Linked DNA regions of Mus musculus: all the other regions are linked to region 6. Evidence: chromatin loops called from intact Hi-C (ENCODE). Cell type or tissue: gastrocnemius. All regions are shown on one strand.

What was found. A loop is a pair of places that touch in the nucleus more often than their neighbours do. Peaks named below come from ENCODE experiments on the same cell type or tissue, not always from the same donor. Only the 100,000 strongest peaks of a DNase experiment are listed, where the experiment ranks them.
Region 1: it touches region 6 in a loop (2.7-fold over the local background); 21 of 42 quality-filtered maps call a loop at or near these places.
Region 2: a loop joins it to region 6, with 6 times the contacts of the local background. A loop is called at or near these places in 33 of 42 quality-filtered maps.
Region 3: a loop joins it to region 6, with 4 times the contacts of the local background. A loop is called at or near these places in 27 of 42 quality-filtered maps.
Region 4: a loop joins it to region 6, with 4 times the contacts of the local background. A loop is called at or near these places in 17 of 42 quality-filtered maps.
Region 5: it touches region 6 in a loop (4-fold over the local background); 2 of 42 quality-filtered maps call a loop at or near these places.

What each region holds. Positions count from the first base shown.
Region 1 is chr16:4,604,823-4,608,822 of GRCm38, reverse strand. It overlaps Glis2 (GLIS family zinc finger 2), which reads right to left. Exons shown (of 7, transcript NM_031184.3): 2 at 5-225. The coding sequence starts at 176. Among named protein-coding and RNA genes, the nearest start is that of Glis2, 12 kb to the right of the region's middle. In gastrocnemius, a CTCF peak has its summit at 2,006 (motif pointing right); DNase peaks (open chromatin) are centred at 812, 1,199, 1,962, 3,099 and 1 more place; H3K4me3 peaks cover 427 bases; H3K27ac peaks cover 2,653 bases.
Region 2 is chr16:4,538,350-4,542,349 of GRCm38, reverse strand. It overlaps a transcript of Srl not described here. Among named protein-coding and RNA genes, the nearest start is that of Srl, 17 kb to the right of the region's middle. In gastrocnemius, CTCF peaks have their summits at 1,800 (motif pointing right) and 3,822; a DNase peak (open chromatin) is centred at 385; H3K4me3 peaks cover 1,082 bases; H3K27ac peaks cover 2,294 bases.
Region 3 is chr16:4,473,185-4,477,184 of GRCm38, reverse strand. It overlaps a transcript of Srl not described here. Among named protein-coding and RNA genes, the nearest start is that of Srl, 48 kb to the left of the region's middle. In gastrocnemius, no CTCF peak of the experiment used is centred here; a DNase peak (open chromatin) is centred at 1,932; H3K4me3 peaks cover 1,305 bases; H3K27ac peaks cover 2,892 bases.
Region 4 is chr16:4,417,414-4,421,413 of GRCm38, reverse strand. It overlaps Adcy9 (adenylate cyclase 9), which reads left to right and starts at 916. Exons shown (of 11, transcript NM_009624.3): 1 at 916-1,638; 2 at 1,826-3,561. The coding sequence starts at 1,869. In gastrocnemius, a CTCF peak has its summit at 1,543; DNase peaks (open chromatin) are centred at 914, 1,799 and 2,637; H3K4me3 peaks cover 3,695 bases; H3K27ac peaks cover 4,000 bases.
Region 5 is chr16:4,395,427-4,399,426 of GRCm38, reverse strand. The region is part of intron 2 of Adcy9 (adenylate cyclase 9); the gene reads left to right. Among named protein-coding and RNA genes, the nearest start is that of Adcy9, 23 kb to the left of the region's middle. In gastrocnemius, no CTCF peak of the experiment used is centred here; no DNase peak of the experiment used is centred here; H3K4me3 peaks cover 1,284 bases; H3K27ac peaks cover 4,000 bases.
Region 6 is chr16:4,313,764-4,317,763 of GRCm38, reverse strand. The region is part of intron 3 of Adcy9 (adenylate cyclase 9); the gene reads left to right. Among named protein-coding and RNA genes, the nearest start is that of Gm36359, 31 kb to the right of the region's middle. In gastrocnemius, a CTCF peak has its summit at 1,506 (motif pointing left); a DNase peak (open chromatin) is centred at 1,497; H3K27ac peaks cover 4,000 bases.

The DNA of each region.
Region 1 (4,000 bases), 290 kb before region 6:
GTACCTGGTGGTGGAGAGCCTGGGGAGCCAGGGGCGGGGCTATCGTCCACCAGGCCCAGCTCTCGATGCAAAGCATGATGCCGGACCACACCCAGTGTCCTTTCTCTCTTCTCTCTTGCCGCTCGGAGCTTGGTGATGCTCAGCTTTAGGTCGAGGGGCTCGTCCAAGGAGTGCATGGTGGGAGGGCGTGTCAAAGATGTACCCAACTGGTCTTGAGGCAGGAACCTGCAGGAGAGGTCGTGTAGCCTTAGGTTTCTCTTTCAGCTATACCCATTGAAACTTCTGGGAGCAGAGGAGTAGAGAGGACAGCCTAAATGGCCTGGCTTACTGGCATCCTGGAGAGTCAAATTACATTCCACTGCCACTCCCTACTAGCCTTTTGGGATAGGCCAAGTTTATAGTCTCCATTTAATCATGGGAGTGTTAGAGACTGCCCCCAATCACGCAGAACTCACAGTCTGGCAGAATGGCCAGACTTGAAGCTACATCTCCCAGAAACTAGCTGGCTAAGCCCCAACTGTTGCTTCTGATAGATGGGAAGTTACGCTTAGGAGGCCTGCCAGTCTGAATCCGGAGACCTAAAAGGAGGCCAGGAGCAGCAAAAATCCTCCAAGATGCAAGCAGTAGTCCTTGGTGACCAGTTAAGCACCCACTAAGCGTGCCAGAAATGCCCGGTCAGGGCAGGGGACTATCACCTCCAAGGAAAGCAGCCTGAGGGCTGGTCCCAGGCAAGGCTCTGCAAGAACAAGGACTGAACCTCCCAGGTAAAAGAGGCTGTGACAAAAACCAGGGCCAGTGAGCTTTGGCTGCCACCAGGGGGCAGCTGAGGACTGTGGCCAGACCTGTTCTGCAGGACCAGAAAAGGACAGTAGGTAGAAAAAGCTAGTGGTAACATTCTTAAAATTTCATACTGCGACTCTCCTCCTCTCATGCAACTGCGGGGTCTTCACAGCACAAGGCCAGCCCTTCCACACCAAACACCTCACCTTCCGCCCTCGAGAGACCTCCCACTTGTTTCTCTGGCCTTTGTTCGTGTAGACTGTCACACTGCAAAAATCTTTTTACTGAACACCCACACTAAAAGACTCTACTACTGTATTTAATACAAAGTGGGCATGGAAGGAAAAACCTGAAAAATACCTGGAGCAGCTGAGTGTGTCCTCGGGGGCTTGTAAGACCTTGTGCCCTTACATGGGGCGGAGATGGCAGAGAGGACAGTCACTCACTGTGTTCCTCCCATCTGTTCTCCAGGCCAAGGCTCTAGGGCAGCTTCTCCTACCTGGTCGTCCCTTGCTTCCCTCTTATGCCCTCAAACTCCAAGCTTCAGCGGCATTCCCCAGTACACAGTGTGCACCCTTCCTTGGCCTGCAATGCAATCCTGCTTGTAAGGATGTATCTCCAGCTCCCACTACATGTGGCTACATGGAATCTGGGCACACAGGGCTGCATCATCAGAGCACAGGAAACCTGTTTACTGTGAGATTCAGGTCTGTAACTTGTCCCCACTGAGGCTGTCAGATGCACTTGTTACTGCTCAGACAACGCTTGGACCAGAGACTCACTGTATCATACCCTGGTGACCAGAGCACCACCCTCTTGGGAGTCCCAGACCCATGTAGGTGGGTAGGTGATGGTGATGGCCTTAGACCTTCTCATCCATTCCTGTCTAGGCAAAGGCTGCCCTCTGCCTGACCTGTAGCCCGTTAAATCTGTCTGTCTGTCTCTACCTGTTTATTTTTAGACGCAGTCTCAGTCTAACCTCCCTGAAGCTCCTCTATGCTGGGAGCCTGGAAGGGGAGGAAGGAAGTAAATATTTATGCTGATTAAGAATTCAGGAGCCAGGAAGGGCTGGTGGCCTGGTCCCTCGTCTGGCCCAAAGCCACAGGTTTCTCTGCCCCCACCACCCACCATGGAGAAAAGACCCCTGGCAGGGTGCCTGAGCTAGAGAGTCAAGCACTGGCTCTCAGTCACAGTGCCAACCAAGCAGTAGCCTTTGGCACCTGCTCCTGTCTCATGTCCTCCCACCAGAGGGAGCCTAGGAGGAGCCTCTGATCTGTCATCTGGTTCTGAGGACCTCCAGGGAACAGCACAGCATTCACCTAGGGTCCATCTCCCTGGGTGAGGAGGCCAGCACCCAGAGCAGGAAAGGAGACGCCAATGACTGCCCCACCCCCACCATCAGCAGATCCAGTCTCCAGGGATACCCTTTCACTTCCTGTCCCTTGGTTCTGTCCAGGGAGGTAGGGATCATTCTTGGAAGCCAGGATCCAGCCCAGGCTCTGCACTCCTCCTAAGAAAGGAGGAAGGAGATGTCGCAACGAGTCCTGCTAGTTTTCTGATCCTCCACCCCAAGGGAGCAGATGGCCTATGACCCCACTCATGCTTTGACCATGGCCAACCTCAAAGACCTCTTCACTCCTACTCCCAGCCAGCAGCAGCCTATCTGGCTTCAGCTTGGTTTTGTCCTAGAGCTAGATGAAAGGGGGAGGAGAAAGGCAGGTCCCCCATTCTTCTAACTGACTCTGCAGCTCAGCTCTCCAGCCAGACTTAAATGCCTGGAACAAGGACAATGGCAGGCCATGATCCTGGGAAAAGTGAAGCCATCACCTCCTTAGCCAAGGTCCAGCAGCAGCTTGCCCTTATAGTTCAGGATATCTGGAACCAGTGGGTCTCCGGAACTTACTGGTCCAAAGGGACGGGATACCACCCTCTCTCATGGGTACAATACCCAGGGGTAGGGAGTCCACCCGCCTGAAAGACTTGCCGGAGAAACCACCTGTGCCTGTTTTCCTACTGGTCAGATGGCTGAGTGACTCTCACCCTGGGCTGCAGGGCTGCGATCAGGGACCAAAGGCCATGCTTTGTAGCACTCACTCCTGGTAGGCTAGGTGTGTCCCGAGACACACCCACCTGCAAGGGCCATGAAGGGAACCCGCAGCAGCAACCCCAAAGGGTGCTGGGCCAGCCCTGGAGGCTCTTCCAGCTGCAAAAGGAACTAATTAGAGCAGAGGGAGCTGGAGGAAGCAGCAGTAAGGGAGGAAGAGCAGAGACCACCGGGGTGGCAGGGGTGGAGACAGCCCTCCCACAACCCGAGCGGGGGTCACCCTGAGGGTGGGCTGGGCGCCTCCAGCCAGCCATGCCAAGACAATGACTGCTATTGTGCGCCCACTGCAGACCCTGCGCAGACGGTCCCCAGCTGCAGCTCCTGCAGGGCACCAGGCCCCCTATAGACCAATATAGACCACCATCCCTCCCTCTTGGGGAAACTAAGCTTCAAAGACACCAAGCTAAGAGAAGGGGACCAAATTCCCGCTGGGGTGAAGTCCTTTCTTCCCTTCCAGAGGGAGGGCTACCTTCAACAAGGACCTCAGCAAAGGTGAACTGCCCCCCAACCCACAGCCGTATGTATCACTAATATGGTGAACACCCCCATTTCACCAGGGGTAGTCTGGAAACTGCACATTTAGTTAGTTATGGCAAAACCAGCCTAGAACTTGGGGACAGTGACCCAAGATGCACCTCTCCACACAGTCAGTCATGCTCACTTGGGAGATGGAGGCAATTAGATCAGTAATTCAAGGCTAGCTTCACAGTTACACACACACACACACACACACTTAAAACTGAATTCCTGGTCTCCTTTCACCTGACAGTAGCCAGGCCCTGATCTAAGAGTGTCTCCAACTGGAACATCACTTTAGCACCAGGAAACTGAAGTCTAGGGGGAAGTGTCTGCCCTGGGTTGTAATCATGGGTGGCAAGACCACCATGCTGTCTATGTCAGTGACTGCACCAGCCAGAGGCTGATAGTCCATCATAGCAGCACCTGTCACACCAGGTGCCACTTCATCCCACTTTATAGATGCAGAAACTGAGGCTCGGGAGAGTGACCTGCCCTGGGTCACAGAGTTCATCTGTAACAAACAAGGGATTATCGGCCCCACCTGTGCCCCTGGACTTGACTTAGGTTGGTTACTGCCTCCCCACTCAGAGGGTTTAT
Region 2 (4,000 bases), 220 kb before region 6:
CTTGATTGTGTGTAGTTCTGGTTTTATTGAGTAGCAACCTTCTCAGTGTTCCCCCAGCCTCTGTTGTTTCCCTGGTATGTTTCTGTTATAGTTCTGGTTTTTGCAAAATGTTATGTAAATAGTCGTACAATGGGTAGCCATCTGAGTATTATGTCTTTAGGCAGTTTATGCGTAATCTTCCTTAGGTGTGAGGTGGTCGGCAGGACTAGCTCCAATGCAACTTCCCAGAGCATCAACAGAGGGAGCTATGGGCCTAGGCTGTTTCTGGCGGGACCGAGGCTCTGCCTCCTTCCGGTCTCTGCTCTTGTCCCATGGTCCAGAGGCGGGGCTTGGGGTGGAGCCAAGGAAAATATTCCTTCTCAGGAAAATCGCTGGCGCCCAGCGGTGGTAGGCGGTCTCTTGAGAAGGCTGTGGAAACCCTTGGCGCGTTCACGCCCCTTCCGGGATTAGCCACGCCTTCTCAGCGTGCACACCTCCCGGCGCTTTGGGGCGTCTGGTGGAGTTCCCGCCCATAGGCGCGTCCGGCCCCGCCCACAGGCTGCGGAGCTTGAGCTCCGGGTGCCCGGCGGTTCGAGGCCACTTTTCGTCGGTCGGATGGTCGTGCCGGTACGCCTCAGCACGTGGGACTTTACAGTGTTCCAGAGGACGCCATAAAACAGCCGAAAAATAGGTGACATTTACGTACTACACTTAATTATGTCTGGAACATTGTCACCTCAGGGTGTATGCTGGGTACCTTAGGCTCCTTCATTGTTCCTGCTGAGCCCCAAGCCACGCGCTGCTAATGCAGGCAGAGCGAAAGATGGGAATAAGTTTGCAATATATTCTTATGTGCAAGGACGATGGACCTGTATTTTTTTTGTGTCGGGCTAGACTATTAGGCAAGTTATACCCCTATCCGTTTCCACTTAAAAAAGAAAATCTGTTTATACTTTTTAATTTCACTTTTAGGTTTCATTATGTAGTTTTTAGAGATTTGCTTATTTTTATTCTCTGTGTATGAGTTTGCCTACATGTATGAGCATGTGCATGTGTGGTGCCTGCAGTCCAAAAGAGGGTGTCGGGTCCCTTGGAACTGAAGGTTTTAAGATAGTTGTGAGCCCTCGTTGGGTGCTGAGAACTGAACCGTGCCTAGACCTCTGATCTTAATTGCTGAACGACCCCTGCAGCTCCTGTTTTATCTTTTTTGTTTGTGAGTTTATTATATGTGTACACACCTATAGTCTGAACACTTAGGTGGAAGCAGAAGGGTCAGGAGTTAAAATGCTATCCTCAGCCATATCTAAGTTTCAGACCAGCATGGAATACATGAGACCCTGTGCTAAGAAATCAAATGAAATAAGATAAATGTTTATCTATCTATCTATCTATCTATCATTTTTGATCAATCAATCAATCTCTCTTTGTAGCTCTGGCTATCTTGGAACTCACTCTGTAGAACAGAAACCTCTAACTTAGTCCACCTGTCTCTGCCTGCTGAAGGCTGGGATTAAAGATATGTGCCGCTCCCCCCTGGCGAGTGTTACTTTGTTTTAATAAAATCCAGTTAATCAAATGAAGTTGATTAAATCCAGTTTTTGTAAAACTGCATTCATTGTGCAGATCAAAGGACAACTTTTCTGGAGTCAGTTCTATCCTGTGTGGTCCCGGGAATGGAACCCAGATTGGAACCCAGATCGTCAGACTTGCCAGCAGGCGCTTTTACCCACTGAGATGTCTTACTAGCCCTGATGGAATTTTTTTAAAAAAAAAATCTTAATTGTGTGTTTGTGTCTTTGTACATGAGTGAAGGACCTGAGGAGGCCAGAAGAGGGCGTCAGATCCCCATGAGCTAGAGCTACAGGTTGTTGTGAACTGCCGGACAGAGTTGGGAACCAAACTCTGGTCCTCCAGAAGAGCAGAGACATGTAATTGCTGAGCCATTTCTTCAGTGCCCTCTTTTATTTAATCGAGTTTTTTTGAGAAAGGGTCATTCATACATTTCAGGCTGGCCTTGGCTCCCCGTATTACTGAGGGTCACTTTAGTTACTTACTGTGACTTCCTGATCCTCCTCTGTACCCAAGCGTTGGGATTGCAGGGTGTTCCGGTGCGTCGTGCATATGTATCAGCTCATGCATATGTATCAGCTCATGCATATGTATCAGCTTATGCATATGTATCAGCAGTATGTTACGTAGTTTTTTCATGAACCAGACAGCTTATTCCAGAAATATGGTTAAAGAGGTCCCAGCTGAGGCAGTGCTGGGTTTCTTTCTTTCTTTCTTTCTTTCTTTCTTTCTTTCTTTCTTTCTTTCTTTCTTTCTTTCCTTCTTTCTTTCCTTCTTTCTTCCTTTCTTCCTTTCTTCCTTCCTTTCTTTCTTTCTTTCTTTCTTTCTTTCTTTCTTTCTTTCTTTCTTTCTTTTTAAGATTTATTTATTGATTATATGTAAGTACACTGTAGCTGTCTTCAGACACTCCAGAAGAGGGCATCAGATCTCGTTACGGATGGTTGTGAGCCACCATGTGGTTGCTGGGATTTGAATTCTGGAACTTGGGAAGAGCAGTTGGTGCTTACTCACTGAGCCATCCCTCCAGCCCTGTGCTGGTTTCTTGGTGCAGGGGTGAGTAGGGCAGGCAGGAAGGACAGGGAGCTTTCATCTGACCACAGCCTCTAAGCTTCGAGAGGTTGGGGACCAGACTACAGGCTAGGCCTGTGTCATCCAGCTTTTGGCTCTCCTCCATCACCACAGAAAACCTTGTGAGCCAGCGATTCCCAAAGAGGGAAACCAAAGAATCACTTAGTAATAAATCTGTCTTCCCAAAGGCCCCAGTGGTATCAGCCAAGAGTTTTCCATTCAGCTTTGTGGGTTTGATCAAACTTTTTGGTCACAAAGACATATTGAACACTCAGATATGTCAGTATCTACATACCCTTAGCTCTCAGAGCCTCGGCTTGCTCCACAAACCCAGGAAAGTGAGTCTTAGAACAGTCCCAGCTAAATGTCCCAGCAACTCCAGAGCACACCCTCTTGTCCTTAAATAGCTCCACCATGTTCACTATCCTAGACTTTGCTTGAACACTCTATGGTGGGCATGGTTACTGAGGTGCAGCTCTGTGCCTATCCTGCTGTTTCTTAGCCTGTCCTGGCCAAACAACAAGCAGCCAGACTGGCCATGTACCTGCCTGCCAGCACCAGTTAATGCTTTGTATGAGTATTCCATAATTTATTTATCTAGAGATGGACATCTAGATCGATTCTAATTTATAGCTATTGTAATTTCATTTTTTAAAGACCCTGTCCCTTAAATGGATTGGGTCAGTTTTCCATCTTACCCATGAGTATGTGACAATTCAGGTTTGTCTTGTGCTTCGTTGATGACCTCTTTGGTGATTGTTTGAGATCAGGGCTGGTTATTCTTGGTCCCTGGTTCCCTCATTGGTCCTATTTTGAGTCTCTATTAGGAGCAATACTTTCTCACTTCTTGGGAAATGTATTCTTTTTGCTCTAAGAATGTTGTGAAGGATCATTGCGTCACACCTTGTTGCCTTTATGATGATTCTCGAGAAAATTCTTGCTGAATCTCAATAACAGAAATAATTTTATTTCTTCTGAGCATGTGTTCTTAGTTTAAGGAAACTGAATTGGGCATGTGGTTAATAAGTTATGCATGTGTTAGGTCTTAAATATATAGTCTTTTTTTCCCTCCTAGACTTTCCTTTTGTGTTTCTTCCTGTTTCTCTTCTGCTGTTTGTTGCATTCTTACTATATTTAATGAATTATTAGCAACTACGTTTATGCTTTTCTGGCATAGTATGACACTTTTTAAAAAAAGATTTATTTATTTATTTATTATATGTAAGTACACTGTAGCTGTCTTCAGACACACCAGAAGAGGGCGTCAGATCTCATTACAGATGGTTGTGAGCCACCATGTAATTGTTGGGATTTGAACTCAGGACCTCTGGAAGAGCAGTCAGTGCTCTTAACGTCTGAGCCATCTCTCCAGTCCATTATGGTA
Region 3 (4,000 bases), 160 kb before region 6:
CCCAAGATGACCTTGAACTTGCTATGTAGCCTAGTCTGTCCTCAAATGCATGGTCCGTCCCCCTGTCTCAGCTTCCCATGGGGTAGGATTACAGGTATGTACCCCTAGGTCTAACTACTGTAGCTGATGTGTGCTCATCTGGAGCATTACCCCAGAGTTCATAGTACGCATTTCTCAAACACTAATAAAGGTGATTGTGAACTTGGTGTGGTGGCTTGTGTCTGTAAGCCCAGCACTCAGGAGGCTATAGTTTGAGACTACCTCAAAAACAAACACAAGACAGCACATAAATGCCGGGCATGGTGGCGCACGCCTTTAATCCCAGCACTTGGGAGGCAGAGGCAGGTGGATTTCTGAGTTCGAGGCCAGCCTGGTCTACAGAGTGAGTTCCAGGACAGCCAGGGGAACCCTGTCTCGAAAAACCAAAAACCAACCAACCAAACAAAAAAACAGCACATAAGAAAAATACAACAACAACAACAACAACAAAAACATCACAAAACAGAAACCCAAACCAACAAAAGATGATTTTGTGAAGAGTATGAAAATATCTGTTATATTTCCATTAATTCTAGTGCTAGTGACTTTCTCAGTACTATTTCAAAATATTTGGAACTTTTCAGATTTACAGGGTATCATTTCTGACCTCGGGAAGTAACTGTGTAGTGGGGATTCAAGGCATAGGAGGGGCAGTGATCAGGAAAGACCCCAGGAATAAGACGATGTTTTCCAAATCATATTATCACCAGTACAGAAGATTTTCTTACCCACTTGTTTTGAGATGCGGTCTTGCTATGTCGCCAGGATGGTCTGGAATGCCTGGATTAAAGTGGTTTTCCTGCTGCAGGCCCCCAGTAGTTTTCCTTTTTCTCATTTGTAAAGAACCAATGAACTGAAATCATTAAATTTTTGTTTGAACAGTAATGTATTACCTTTGTTGAAAAGGGTATTTCCATAGAGTCAGGACTCTTCCCTAGAATACCAGAAAAGGAGGTCAGACTTAGGGAGGGAGTGCAACTTCAGCTACACTGAAGGCTGGACATGAGTGTAGGACGGGGTCCTGGGGGAGACGAACGCTTGTGTGGCGGGGGTGATGGATAGGGCAGATGAAAAAGTCCAGGGAGTCTAGGCCACTTAAAGTTCCTGGGCAGAGGACAGCATGAAGAAACTGAAGATCCAGCAGGAGTTTCCTGCCTGCCCCTGGGCCTGCTGTCTTCCCTTAACTCTGTCCCATTCCTAAGAGCTAAGGACCTGGAGAAGCTTAGTCTATCAGCCTGGCCCTGTCTGTAAGACCTGGTTGGACCTTGCATCCACATAGGCACTAAAAAAGCCCAGTCCACGCCCCGTCTCTGGTTTCTGTGACATTTTGGCATATTCCACCTCACGAAGCCAGTTAACACCTGGCAGTGTTTGTGAAAGCAAGGATGCGATGTTGTGATGTGTTTCTGCCCCTGCGGCCCTGTGAGGACATGGGACTGCTGTTGGTCCTCCACCTCCCCATTCCGCAAGGCCACAGGTGGAGAGATGCACTTCTGGAATGCATGGGTTGCAACTGGCATCCTGTCTGTGGCCAAATCTGGTTCCTCTATCACTACCGGAAACCCTGTGGCTGTGCCTGGCCTTGGCCTTCTTCCCCAGTTCGGCTCCTGATCTTAATGAGGAAAGTGAGGCCAGTTCTGAACCCGGGTCCTGAAAGTGGGGGGAGTGGAGCTCCTCACTGAACGTCTCTCAAGCCAGGCTTTTCATTCACTCAAATTTGTCTTCCTGAGGTGGGGGTCACCACCTACGGTGCAGCCACTGGCCGTGGCCCTACAGGCACCAGCCACAGAGAGGGTTGCAAGCTGGGTCTCAGGCACAGGAAGCAGTTCACAAGGCAGCAGTCTTGGTGCGCATGCGCACGACCGCACTGCTCCGTCGCGCTCCCTAGCGGCCATCTCTCGGTGCTGTCGTGCTGGCACAGCGCATGCGCAGACGTGGAACCTCGCGGTGCTTCCTGAGTCTACACTGAGTCTCGAGTGGGCGGTGACTGGGCAGCCGGTCCCAAGATCTTTTCGAGGCTCAAAGTCCCCTCAACTCCTTCGTGTCCGAGTCCGAGCTCTGTCTTGTATCCGAGATCTAGTGGGACGTGAGGTAGTTGCACGCCATTACCTCAGCGCCAGCCGCCTTGCAGCTCCGGAGACCAAGCGGTGAGGCTAAAGAGGCCGATGCACCTGGCCCTTCCAAGCAGTCCCCCTCACCCTCCAGCCAGAGGACGTCTAGGAGCCTGAAGCCAGCCGAGTTACCCAGGGGACAAGGCTGTGTCCTGAAGGCCGGTGTTGCTGAGGCTCTGCCCTTCGGAAGCTGTGGAACTGACAACTTTGAAGCCCTGAGAGGATCTGCAAAATTCTGATTTAGGACCCAGGAGGCCTTGAACTTGCTCAGAGTTATATGCTGTGGACAGTACATCCTAGAGAATTTGGTGCTTGCTGTTTTTAGAGGGCTATTTTCTCCTGGGCCAGCCCCCAGCTAAAACAGGAAGTGAGGATTTTAAGAGATGATCCTAGGAGCTTGAAATTTAAGCTGACCTCCTCTGTCATTAGCCACAAAGCTTTAGCCTAAAGTGGTGGCGCATGTCTTTAATCCCAGCACTTGAGAGGCAGGTGGATCTTTGTGAGTTCTGGCCAGCCTGGTCTACAGATCGGGTTTGTACTGGCTAGTTTTGTGTCAACTTGAGTTGACACAGTCTGGAGTCTGGTGTGGTAGTCTTGGTTCTATAAGAAAGCAGGCTGAGGGCTGGTGAGATGGCTCAGTGGGTAAGAGCACCCGACTGCTCTTCCGAAGGTCAGGAGTTCAAATCCCAGCAACCACATGGTGGCTCACAACCATCCGTAACAGGATCTGACGCCCTCTTCTGTAGTGTCTGAAGACAGCTACAGTGTACTTACATATAATGAATAAATAAATCTTTGAAAAAAAAAAAAGCCAGGGGAAGCAAGCCAGTAATGAACATCCCTCCATGGCCTCTGCATCAGCTCCTGCTTTCTGACCTGCTTGACTCCCAGTCCTGACTTCCTTTGGTGATGAACAGCAGTGTGGAAGAGTAAGCCGAATAAACCCTTTCGTGGCCATGAGGTTTGTGCAGAAATAGAAACCCTGACTAAGACAGGGTTCCAGGACAGAGAAGCTCTTATCTCAAAAAACCAAAACAAATCAAAAGACAATGAAGCTCTGCTATTTTCCTCCACTTCAGTATGAGGGGAATCACCGCTCCTCCTGCCCCCAGTGAGATGGAAATGGCAGCTATAGGATACTATAATATATATATATATATATATACAGGGGCAATACTGTGGATACCGTAATATGATGTATATATACAGGGGTAATACTGTGGATACCGTAATATAATATACAGGGGTAATACTGTGGATACCATAATATGATATATATACAGGGGTAATACTGTGGTTACATTGGAATTCTTTGAGCTGTTCCCCAAATCATCAATTTTAGGATCTGAAAGGACATAAGAGATTCTGTAGTAGTTTCCTCAAGAAGCCAGCACTGGCTGTGGTAGCCCATGCCTTTAGTAGTAGAATTAAAGAAAGAGAAGGCAGAATCAGGCTGAGTTTTGTGAATTTGAGGTCAGCCTAGTATATATAGCGAGTTCCAAGACAGCTGGACTACATAGAGACCCTGTTTCAAAATAAGTAGGTAAACCAAAAACAAATCAAACAGTCATCGCCTTGGAATGTAGGCAGAGCACTTGATTACCATGTGTGAGGCACCCTCTCCTTCAGACATCCTCATCAGGAAATAAAATTAATTCGATTCTGTTTGGAACAAGCCCTGTGACAGGGATCTGAATTCAGAGCAGTGTGTGTCAGGGTCCACCAGGGTCAGGGTTAGCTCACCGAGCTCTAGGAGGCAGAGACTTCAAGTGTGGCTTCCCGGGCAGGTCTGTGGAGAACAAAAGAGCCACATTACATGGCAGCGCTCACCAAAGGACTTTTGCTTTTCT
Region 4 (4,000 bases), 100 kb before region 6:
CATTTCACATTAATACAATCATACAATATGTGGCCTCTTGTGTTTGGTTTCTTTTACCCAGTGTGTTTCAGAGGTTGTAGCAAGTGTACTTCATTTTTATAGTCGAATAATATTCGGTTGTATAGATAGTCTATATTTTACCTTCCTATTCCTGAATTCCACAGTGACTGTGGATGCCTGGGATGGGCCCCGAGAGCTGTGGGAAGGAAGGGTCAGTTAGTCCCCTGTGGTTGCAGAAAAACACTGTACGGTGTGGCAGCCAGGGTGCGACCAGAGAATATAGAATTGTGTTTATTCAGGCCAGAGTTTACACAGACCAATGTAGAACTTATTAATGGGAAGCTGATTTCTTTGAACGTTTTCCTTGTGGAGAGGGAAAAACAGTTGTTCATGTGAAGAATGAAAGATCTTCAAAGTCGGGAAGATAACTTCCCCAGGGGGTTGGCAAAGGTGGTCCTCAGTGGTGCTCGACTTTAGAAGCTATCAGAAGTGGCTTGGCTGGTGATGATCATTTCCATCCCCCAGCAAGTTCAGAGGGGCCTAGCACCACTGGGAACACTCCTACATTGCTGGCAGAATGGGAGGGAGGTCACAATCGAGCAAAGCCAGGGACTGAAAACTTCGATGTATCCAAAAGGTAAACTGCGCTTAGATGCTTCCTGTGCGGACTTGGGGGCCAGGCTGCGGGGCAAGTAGTCAAAGGCAGCCAAGGCCTCGGAAGAAGGCGGAGGCCTGGTGCCCACAGCAGGCGGCCCAGGCTCGGAGCAGCCCAGGGCGGAGGGCGGCGCCCAGAGCGCGTCCGCCCGGCCCCGCCCCGCTGCAGCCCCGAGCCGGGCGCGCGCTCCTAGGCGGGGTGGCGCGCTGCTGGTGCGCGTGTCCCGGACCCGGCGGTGACGTGCGCGGGCCGCGCGTGCGCGCTGCGGCAGAGGAGAGGGGCGGCGCGGGCGCGCGTCTGTCAGTGACAGCGGGAGGGGGAGGAGGAGGGGGCCGGAGATGGTGGTGGCGGCGGCTGCGGCTGCTACTCTTCCGACCTGAGGCAGCGGCTGCGGGAGAGCGGGCGGCGGGCGCAGCCGCAGCGGCATCTGTAGCTCAGGCAGGGCCCCTGGGGCGTGGGCGCGGCGTGCGGACGACCGGCGTGCTGGCCAGCCGGCGTCGCGGGAGTCAGGCTCTGCGGCAGCCCGCACGGCGGTCTGTGGAGGGGCCCGCGCAGTGCCCCGAGCTCGGCTCTGGGCCGGGGTGCGTTCGGCTGCGGGCAGCAGGCCCTGCTAGACCGGCCGCTCGGACGGGCGGCCCTCGGGCTCCTCAAGCTCGCGAGCAGGGGCGCGGGGCAGGGTAGCCCGCTGGTGCTTAGCCGCAAGGGGACGGAACGCGGCAGGAGCCGCAGGTTGGCCCGCGCGCTTTGACGCACCGGGCGCTGCTGCGGCAGGATGAAGCGCTGCTCGCCTCCCGAGTTGTTTTTGCGAAAGCTGCTCCCGGTGCCCCGAGCGCTCAAGGTCTGAACTTCCCTCTGGAGCTGCAGTTGGAGTTGCACGGGGAGAGGCCACCAGCGGGCGACGGCGCCCGAGGGGAGCGCAGCGCAGCGCTGCCGGGGACCCAAGACTCAGCGCGGCCGCGGCACGAGAACCCTGGGAGCACCAGGTACGGCCCGTGCGGTTCTCGCTCGCCTTGGCGCTTTTATGCGCCGTTATGGGCAGTTTTGGTGAACATATGGTGGTGCCTTCCCAAGTGGCTCGCCAGAGCTCGCACTCGCGACAAGCACAGGTCGCGTGGCCCTCCGGGAGTGTGTGTAGTCAGGCCGCTCTAATTCTGCTGGTTTTGCCTGCAGGTGCCCCTGACCTGGTCGGGAAAGGTTCCAAGAGCTCGGCAACATGGCTTCCTCACCCCACCAGCAGCTGCTGCATCACCATAGCACCGAGGTGAGCTGCGACTCAAGCGGAGACAGCAACAGCGTGAGGGTCAAGATCAACCCTAAGCAGCTGTCCTCCAACACCCACCCGAAGCACTGCAAGTACAGCATCTCCTCCAGCTGTAGCAGCTCGGGAGACTCAGGGGGCCTTCCCCGGAGGGTTGGCGGCGGGGGTCGCCTGCGCAGACAGAAGAAGCTGCCCCAGCTTTTTGAGAGGGCCTCCAGCCGGTGGTGGGACCCCAAATTCGACTCCATGAACCTGGAGGAGGCCTGCCTGGAGCGCTGCTTTCCGCAGACCCAGCGCCGCTTCCGGTACGCACTCTTTTATGTGGGCTTCGCCTGCCTTCTCTGGAGCATCTATTTCGCTGTCCACATGAAATCCAAAGTGATTGTCATGGTGGTCCCAGCTCTGTGCTTCCTGGTGGTGTGTGTGGGCTTTTTCCTGTTTACTTTCACCAAGCTGTACGCCCGGCATTATGCGTGGACCTCGCTGGCTCTCACCCTGCTGGTGTTCGCCCTGACCCTGGCTGCGCAGTTTCAGGTTTGGACACCTCTGTCAGGACGTGTTGACAGCTCCAATCATACTCTCACGGCCACTCCGGCGGACACTTGCTTATCTCAAGTAGGAAGCTTCTCCATATGCATCGAAGTGCTCCTTTTGCTCTACACAGTCATGCAGTTACCTCTGTACCTGAGCTTGTTTTTGGGGGTGGTCTATTCTGTCCTTTTTGAGACCTTCGGCTACCACTTCCGAAACGAAGACTGCTACCCTTCTCCGGGCCCTGGGGCCCTGCACTGGGAGCTGCTGAGCAGAGCCCTGCTTCACGTGTGCATTCACGCTATCGGGATCCATCTGTTTGTCATGTCTCAGGTGAGGTCCAGGAGCACCTTTCTCAAGGTGGGACAATCCATTATGCACGGCAAAGATCTGGAAGTAGAGAAAGCCCTGAAAGAGAGGATGATTCATTCAGTGATGCCAAGAATCATAGCCGACGACTTAATGAAACAAGGGGACGAGGAGAGTGAGAATTCCGTCAAGAGGCATGCCACCTCCAGTCCCAAGAACAGGAAGAAGAAGTCCTCCATACAGAAGGCACCGATAGCATTCCGCCCCTTTAAGATGCAGCAGATTGAAGAAGTCAGTATTTTATTTGCAGACATTGTGGGTTTCACCAAGATGAGCGCCAACAAATCTGCGCATGCCTTGGTAGGCCTACTCAATGACCTGTTCGGTCGCTTTGACCGCCTGTGTGAGCAGACCAAGTGTGAGAAGATCAGCACTCTGGGGGACTGTTATTACTGTGTGGCAGGGTGTCCGGAGCCCCGGGCAGACCATGCCTACTGCTGCATTGAAATGGGCTTAGGCATGATAAAAGCCATCGAGCAGTTCTGCCAGGAGAAGAAAGAGATGGTGAACATGCGTGTTGGGGTTCACACGGGGACTGTCCTGTGTGGCATCCTGGGCATGAGGAGGTTTAAATTTGATGTGTGGTCCAACGATGTGAACTTGGCTAATCTCATGGAGCAGCTGGGAGTGGCTGGCAAAGTTCACATATCTGAGGCCACTGCAAAATACTTAGACGACAGGTATGAAATGGAAGATGGGAGAGTTATTGAGCGCCTTGGGCAGAGTGTGGTGGCTGACCAGTTGAAAGGTACGTGCTTTTCTTTGTCTTCTCCCTTCCCCATCCTGTTTGCCTTCCATGGTATTAACAATAATTGAAAAACCTCTTTGCAGCGAGCGATAGTGTCTGGAGGCAGTTGGCTGTCTCGGTACACCTGACTGTGGGGAATCAGTGTGCCTTTTGTTTTTCTAGTGAGTCAGATGTTATAGACCTAGTCACAGTGCAGACATGAACACGGAGATAGGGCTGACCTAGATGAGACCTTAAAGGAGGGAGAACTTTGAAAACTCACACCCTGCCTGTTGGCTTCGATGTCTCTGAAATTCTGGTGGAAAGCCAAGTGAGTGTGTGTGGGTATCAGAGACCTTTGAAAGTTACAACTTTTTAGCACTTAAAGAAATTGCCCTTAAACTCCGTGTAGATGTTTCCCTATCTCTTTTGACAAAACTGTTAACCCCAAACTCCTTTT
Region 5 (4,000 bases), 82 kb before region 6:
AGTGTGTAGTCAGGCTTCATTTTGCTGTTTTGTTTTATCATGTTGTATTTGGGACAGTCTTGCTTGGTGGTCTGACATTCACTGTGTAGACATGGCAATCTTTTGGCTTCTGCTTCCATGGGCTTAGAAAACAGGCATGCATTATTACTTCTAGTGATGATGTTTTTTAACTTGAATTTTTTGTTGTTTTGATAATTTTATACATGCATAATAACTAACAACACTTGATTTTTTTAAAAAGCCACAATTGTGAAATCCATTGGTTGAACATAGGTTTTGAGTGCCTGCTATAGATATAGGCCACTGTCTCAGGATCTCCTAGACTGCTTGACTCCTCTGGTGGAGATTATAAGATTGTGTAGCTGTTATGTACAGCAGTGTGGCAACTCCTGAGGGCAGATACAGAGTTACAGTATATCCCAACAATTCTGCACTAAGGCATGCACCCAGAAGCACTGAAGACACAATCATGCAAAAACTGGTGCACAGATGTTCATGACAGTGCCAAAGTGTCAGCTAATGTCTGCCAGTGGGTAGATGGATAGACAAAGTGTGCACTGTCCACATGGTTGAATATCATTCAGTTATCAACGTGAATGACACACACTCATATACAAGATAGATGAGCCGTGGACATGTGCTGAGTGAAAGATGCTAGGCAGAGGCCACTGATAAGAAATGCCCAGAATAGAGGAATCATAGAACTAGAGGCAGATGGATGGTTTGGGAGAAAGGGGGGATGCTTGCTTAGTGGAAACAGGGTTTTCTTCTTAGGATGATGAGCAGTATTCTGAAGACCATCCCAGGAAGAGGTCTCTTTGGCTCTTCAAAAGAGTTCAAAGCCAACCTTGGCTACAGAATCTTGATGGTGTTTGGGGGGGGGGTTGGGGAGAATAGGAAGGGAGAGAGAAAAAGAGAGATCTGAAACCAAAATGCTTATGTGGCAGCTGGTAGCTGTAGTAAGGATCATTGAATTTTGTACTTAAGGGAGTGAGTTGTATGGTTTATGAGTTTTATTTAAATACAGCCAGAGTAAAGTTAAATCTGAATACCAGAGTGAAGTTAACAGCTCATTAGACACATTAACACACTGGGACAAAGCAAGTGGAGACTGGTGGTGCACATCTGTAATCCCAGTGCGTAGGTGACTGAGGCAGGAGCCTCTCTGGGATCTCAAGGCTAACCTGTTTTACATACTGAGTTTCAGGAAAGCCAGGACTACACAGTTGAGACCCTGTCTCTAATCACCCTTCCCACAAAAGAAATAATGATTTATATAGATGAGTCTGAGATGGATGGTGCCACTGTAGTCTTTTGGGAGAGACAGTGATCTTGATTTGAGGTCAGGTCACAGGTTAGCAGATTCAGTGCCTTCATTTCTGTGCTCAGACTTGTATTATTTAGGAGACCTGATCTGGGTAACCATGAGACCATCTGTAAGCAAAGGCGCCAATATATCAAGTTACCTTGGAGAATAGTATGTACTTTTCCAGTGTCGAGAATACTCCTACCTACTGCCAGGGCCCTCGTTCCAGATCCGGGTGTCTGGTAGCAATATGTCTGCTTACAGAGCAGAGAGCTATGTCATTCGCCTCCAGGAAGTCAGTCAGCACACCTTATCTCAAGCAGAGAACTTGCATGTCTTCCTGAGCCAAGCTCTTCTCTTCGTTCTCCTTAAGAGAGAAGGTATACAAGACATGTAAAATAAAACTTTTTTACAAGGGTGTGTAAATGTGTATGCAGTTGCAGATCACGTAAGATGGTTTTAGATCAATGGAGTGCAGATGAAGGGAATCTGCTGATGGATATCGGCAGGCAGACTCCACAGTGTGGTAGGCCCCTTTCCTAAGGCAGGGATGTGGTAGGGAGAACATGTTGACTAGGGAGAACAAAGAGAGGGGTTTCTCCAGAGATGGGCTTGCTAACTGTACTTTACTCATGGTCACATGGCATAGACATACTGTGATCCACATTGGAGAAGATTACTTCAGTGTGCAGTCAGTGTGGTCATGCTGATGAAGGGGTTGGTCATGCATCTTAGAAGTACAGAAAATAGTCCCAGAAGGAGCCTTGGTCATCTGCGTCAGCTGATGAGTTCCTGCAGGCAATAGGGCAGGAACAAGATGCACAGATACGGACGGCTATTACAGGGCAGTCCCAGTGTGGGCCAGTGATTAGCCATGGACACACTATGCTGCACTCTTGCTGAACTGACATCTGTTGTGAGTAGGGACAGGATGGGGTCCCTATCCTCATATCACCATGTTGGAACTATCCTTGTATCACCATGTTGGAACTGGAATTTTTTTTTCTTGCTCTGGCCCCACTTGTTCTTTCCCTGAGTGGAAGGCTTAAGATTTATTTAATTTATGTGTGTGAGTACAATGTCACTTTCTTCAGACACATCAGAAGAGGGCGCCAGATCTCATTTTAGATGGTTATGAGCCACCATGTGGTTGCTGGGAATGGAACTCAGGACCTCTGGAAGAGTAGTCAGTGCTCTGAACTGCTGAGCCATCTCACCAGCCCTGGAACTGGAATCTTAAATTTCCCCCCTCATCTCCTGGTCACGTTTTGAAACATGACTTTTCACTAGAATCTTACACTGATAGAGAGGAGTCTGCTACTTCTTGGTATGATGTGTGTTTTAGAGACATTTGTGGACATGGATTTAACCTGAATGCTACACTGGTACTGAGAACGAAACCTCCATTAAGTAGAGTCATTATTCGGTGGGCCCTGACCCCTCCACCAGCCACTGGGCTCTTTGCAGGTCTTGATGTGTCTTCAGAAGTGTCTAGGTCCTTTGTCTTCAGATGCTGCCTGGGATGAAGCTGTTGCTTCCTTCTCAGAATTCCTTGGAACCTCGGGATTAAGTGGGGCCCTTCCTTGTCCTGTAGCACACAGGATGCTGCCAACTGTCTTCAAAGCAGTAGACATGGGATTCTTCTTCCCCTCCCCCTCTCCACTGTGCATAGCCCCAGAGCAACACACCATCCTCCCTGCCTCCTTTGAGCTTTCAGCCTCCCCTCTCTGCCTTGCACACACCCCTCACCTGCTGTCTTGGGGAGCTTGTCAGGAAGGTTGTGAGCACTGCTGAATGTCAAGGGGAATGTGCTCTAACGTGGTGAGAGATTTATCCCTTTAACAGTCACTGCAAAGTGCCTTCAGTTTCAGTGCCAATTTGTCTTTTCAGAAAATGTAACAAGCATAATTCTTCAACTTTGGCCTGGATCACCGAGAAGTGTCACTTGTTCTTGGGAATGAGTACCTCCCATGGGGCCAGCTCTTTCGTGTCAGGGTCCTCTCTCGGGCCTGAGGAGAACATAGGAGCGGGCAGCTGGACTGTGGTCCAGACTACTGGTGTAGTCTTTTCTGTACATAAAGTGGAGTTTATCATTCCTATTTCTAATCTATGTTCCATGAGTAAAGACACAGGCAAGATGCCTGCAGTTCCAGGAACGTTAGCATAAGTGCTCCTCGAGGGTTGTCCCCAATTTATTCCCTCCCAGGTCACACCATGCACATACGTAAGCTTGCTTTTCCTTCTTCATAAAGCTCTCTCCTATAAATACTCCTTAGTTTAAAAATAATGTTTCCCTACCGTGAGTCAAGGCTCAGCTCTTCTGTCTAATTTTAGCTCCTTGTTTTTATGAACTTGGAGATGTTTTCCTTAACCAAAAAACAGAATAAAGAAAGAAAAGAAAGAAGCTGCAGAGACGAAGGTCCCCTTGCTTCATTCCCCAGTAGCCCTCATCTCTGAGGGCAGGTTCTTTTTATATTATTATTAAGCATCTGATTGAAAATTAAGATTGTGAATTAAGACAGGGGTTAGATGAGACACAAAAGGAAAAACAAGCTTTGGTTGGTCATTTGTTGGGCTGTGGGAAAGGGTTTGGGAGTTTAAGATCGGTGTGGGAGCATGCCAAGAACTTAGGTTAGAGGTCTGGGGCGGACTACCCTGATTCTGAAAGCATGTGCTTAAATTGCTTCTATTGTA
Region 6 (4,000 bases):
CCAGAGTCTCCATGTGACCAAAGTCTCCCTGAGCTTGTGCATGACAAGACTGCACGCTGCCTCTGTGTCAGTAGCACAGAAACACCTCTAACTCATCATAGCTGTTGTCATTTTGACAGTGAACTTACTGTCACATGCCTGCTGGCCTTGCTCCACAGTGAGCTGTGGCTCCCAAGGTGTATAGGGAAGGGTATAGTCTAAGTTGGAGGTTCTTGGTAATGATGAAGATGCCAATAGCTGCAGAGGGGCGGGGGGAGATGTACATTCTTGGTAAGTGGAGAAGGTTTCATAGATGTGTCATTCAGCAAAGACTTCAGATTGAGGTTAGGCCATAGAAATTGTCAAAACCAAATTGCCATTGGGGCTGTAGAGAAAGAAGCAAAATACACAGCATTGTACAGCAAAGGCCTCATGCTACATGGGGGCCCCAGACGAAATAGGATGTGGAGACAGGAGAGTGTCTCTCCCAGGGAAGGTAGATTTTTTTCTTTTCTGAAAAATTTGAAATTTCAATTGTTGTAAAATTCTAATCAAGAAAGTCTTCCCAAAAGAGTGTGGCTGAGAAAGAAAGAGACTAGCAAAGAGCCCCGTTATAGAGTTCAGTGATTCGCCCAAGTCTAGGTGCCCCTGGTGCGGCCCAGCTAAGAAGGCCTAGTGAGCAGCTGCCCTTCACCACCGTGTTCTTACTGTCCACCATGCCCCCACTGTCCAGCCTTTTGCCCATGGCACATAGCACTAATCAACCAGTTCCCTCTGAGCTGGCACACAAAACAAAACTGCTTTGAAGCCATGTGTGGTGGCACGTGTCTGTAATCCCAGCACTCAGGGTTCGGAAGCAGGATGATTGTAACTTTAAAGACTGTGTGATGAGTTTGAGGACACCCAGGGCTATATAGTGAGGCCCTGTGTTAAAACGTAATATTTTATTTCAATTGTGTGTGTGTCTGTGCACACTTGTATGGGGGTGTGCATGGAGGCCAAAAAAATGTGTCAGATTCCTCAGAGCTGGAATTGCAGGTATTGTGAGCCTCCTGATATTAGTTTTGGGGTCTGAACTCCTGTCGTCATGATTGAGTGCTCTGTCACTGAGCCATCTCTGCAGCCCTGAGACCATGTCTTAAAAATAAATAAATAAATAAATAAATAAATAAATAAATAAATACTACTTTTGAAATATTCTGACATACTTTACATGAACATCTTCATTTTGCCCTGTAAGACCTTTAAGTAGACTACTCACTTGTGGAAGAACCAGGACCACGATGTCAGGCTGGTGGCACTGTGGCTCTTCTCCAGTCTCGATGTTTAAAAGTGGCCAGTGAAATAATAGCTTTGTACTGTTTCATCCTCCTGTATCAAGATCAGTGGCTTCTAGGGGTTTGATAAAGTTAATGTCTTTCAAACCATAAGGTCAGCCTGTCCCCACTAAGCTGTGTCCTTTCCTAGTCAGTCTCTTGGTTAGTGAAGTGTTCAGTGTGCCCTCTGGAGGAGCAAGCTAGGCACTGCACCAGTACTGGAGCAGGGACTCAGCGCCACCTTCTGAACAGCTCTAGTTAAAACTAGGTATCTCTTGGGCCCATTTCCTTCATTGCTCCACTTGGGGCTCAGAGAGTCACTTTGTGCTTGATCTTGGGTGATATGTGTGCACGTGTGTGTTCATGTGTGTAGTCAGAGGTCAAATACAGGTATCTCCATCAGTTCCTCTCCATCTTGCTGAGACACAGTCAGTCTCTCCTGAACCTGGAGATCCCTTATCTAGATGAGCTGGCCAGCAAGGCCCAGGGACCCAGTGCTGGGATAACAGGTGCTCACAGCCATACCTGGCTTTAAAACATCAACAAAACAAACAAACAATGACACCTATGGGTTCAGGGGATGGGACTAGAGTCCTCATGCTGTGTGTGGAATACTGACTCATAACTCTCTCCATTAGCAAATGTTTGAACTTTAACTCAGTCAATAGCACAAGATGTTTTAAAATTATTTCACTATAGCTGATGTGGTGGTATATGGACACAAACCCAACAGTTGGTAGGTAGAAAGAGGAGAGTCAAAATGGTTCTTTGATATGTAAGTTCAAGACTAACCTGAGTTATGAGATAGCATTTCAAAAAGGAATGATTGCATTAACTTACCAATGGAGCAGTTCTGTCTTGCTGACGTCAGTTTGATAGTGTAAGGACAACACTGGAGATGATCCCTGGGGAAAGTGCTTGCCACACAGCTTGAATTTGATCCCCAGAGCCCACTTAAAAATAGAAGGAGAAAACTAACTCCAGGAAGCTTTCCTCTGACTTCTGTGTGCTCCCCAGCCCAGCACACACACAAACGCACACATGTCACACAAAATTGAAACTTAAAGGATATAAACAGATTTTACATGGGAGGTAGTATTTGTTCACATGTGCTAGTTAATAAATAATAGCTACTTTGGCATGTGTACATCCATCTTTGAAGTGAATATGGATATATTCATAATCTGCGTTATGTCAGATTCCCAAACTATAGAACTCTAGAATCTTTGTGCTTTCATTTAATGCAGTGGTGACCTGTGACCTAAATTTGGATGTGAACTTGGGTCATACTCTTGCCTTTAGGCTGTTTTTAATTTCTCAACAATATCTAGTCTTCCATAATTAATCCTAGTGTTTAATAGTTCTCACTGAGAAGAAATCCTCTTCGCTGGCAATCAGCCATTACTACGCCATCCCTGGGGCTGCTGTGTCCCACTGACAGTAGCAGTGACTGTTCGGAATATGGTGAGTCCCAGGAACCATTAGACTGTGCACATATGCACTCCATTTAATCCTTAAAGCATCTCTCCAAGAAAAGTTTTCACTTCCATCTTACACATGTCAGGGGGTCAGTGTGTAACTGAGCTGAGCCTTCCTCCATGTACACCTGTCTATACTTGTCCTACCTTTGCCTTCCTAGGTAAGCTAATTCCTACAAGCTTGGGATTCTGGGTCTGCCAGGACAGATACCTAGTTTTCAGCCCAGCTGCCCAGCAGAGAGAGCTCATCACCCTCAGGTTAGCATAGTGTCTACTGAGCCACTCGCTTGTCACCATGAGATGTGACCCATATAACACAGAGACAACCTTTTAATCATATAAGTTTAAAGTGTATTTTCAAGGTATATAACCATCATCATGTTACTGCAGAATGTTTTCATGAGCCCTTGAAAGAGAGAGAGAGAGAAAGAGAGAGAGAGAGAGAGAGAGAGAGCTGTCTTCCTCCAGTTAACTGATGTCACAAAACTCCATCAACTGGAGGGTGCCCACAGTAGGAAGTTGTCCCCATGCTGGAGAGATGACTCATATTGTTCTTGCAGAGGACCTGGATTTAATTCCTAGCACTCCAATTGGGTAGATCACAGCTGGCTTCCTCAGGTACCACTCTCATGTGCAGATACCCATATAGAAGCACAGAAACATAATTCAAAATAAATGTAATTCTGGAAAACAAGTTATTGCTTAGTGTTCTGAAAACCAATGCATGTGATATCCAGTGAAGATGTGATGCTGGTTCATAGATACATGGCCTTTTCTCATGGAATGGGAGTGCCAGGGAATTGATTGGCTCCCTTTTATAAGGGCAGTGATCTCTCTCATCAGAGCAGGGCCTTGTTACTTGATTACCTGCTAAAGGCCCTCCCACCTGTCCGCATCACTGTAGGAATCCTGCTGAGAGAGGGACATACAAGTCTGCAGCACAGGCAGTAGCTGTTAGCAGTCACTGTTCCCCTCCCAGCAGCCACCACTCTCTTCTTTCTCTAGAACTACCTTCACAACTTCTCAGATGGAGCATGGAGCTTTTGTATCTGATTTTTATTCTTGTTTGATTTTTGGCAGTGGATATCCCTTGCTGGCTGTACTAAAACTCATTATGTAATTGTGTGAATTGGGCTGGCTTTGAGTTTGTGATAATCCTCCTGACTCTGCCTCTCAAATTCTGGGATTACAGATTCACCACCATGCCTGACTTTTTCAGAAAGCATG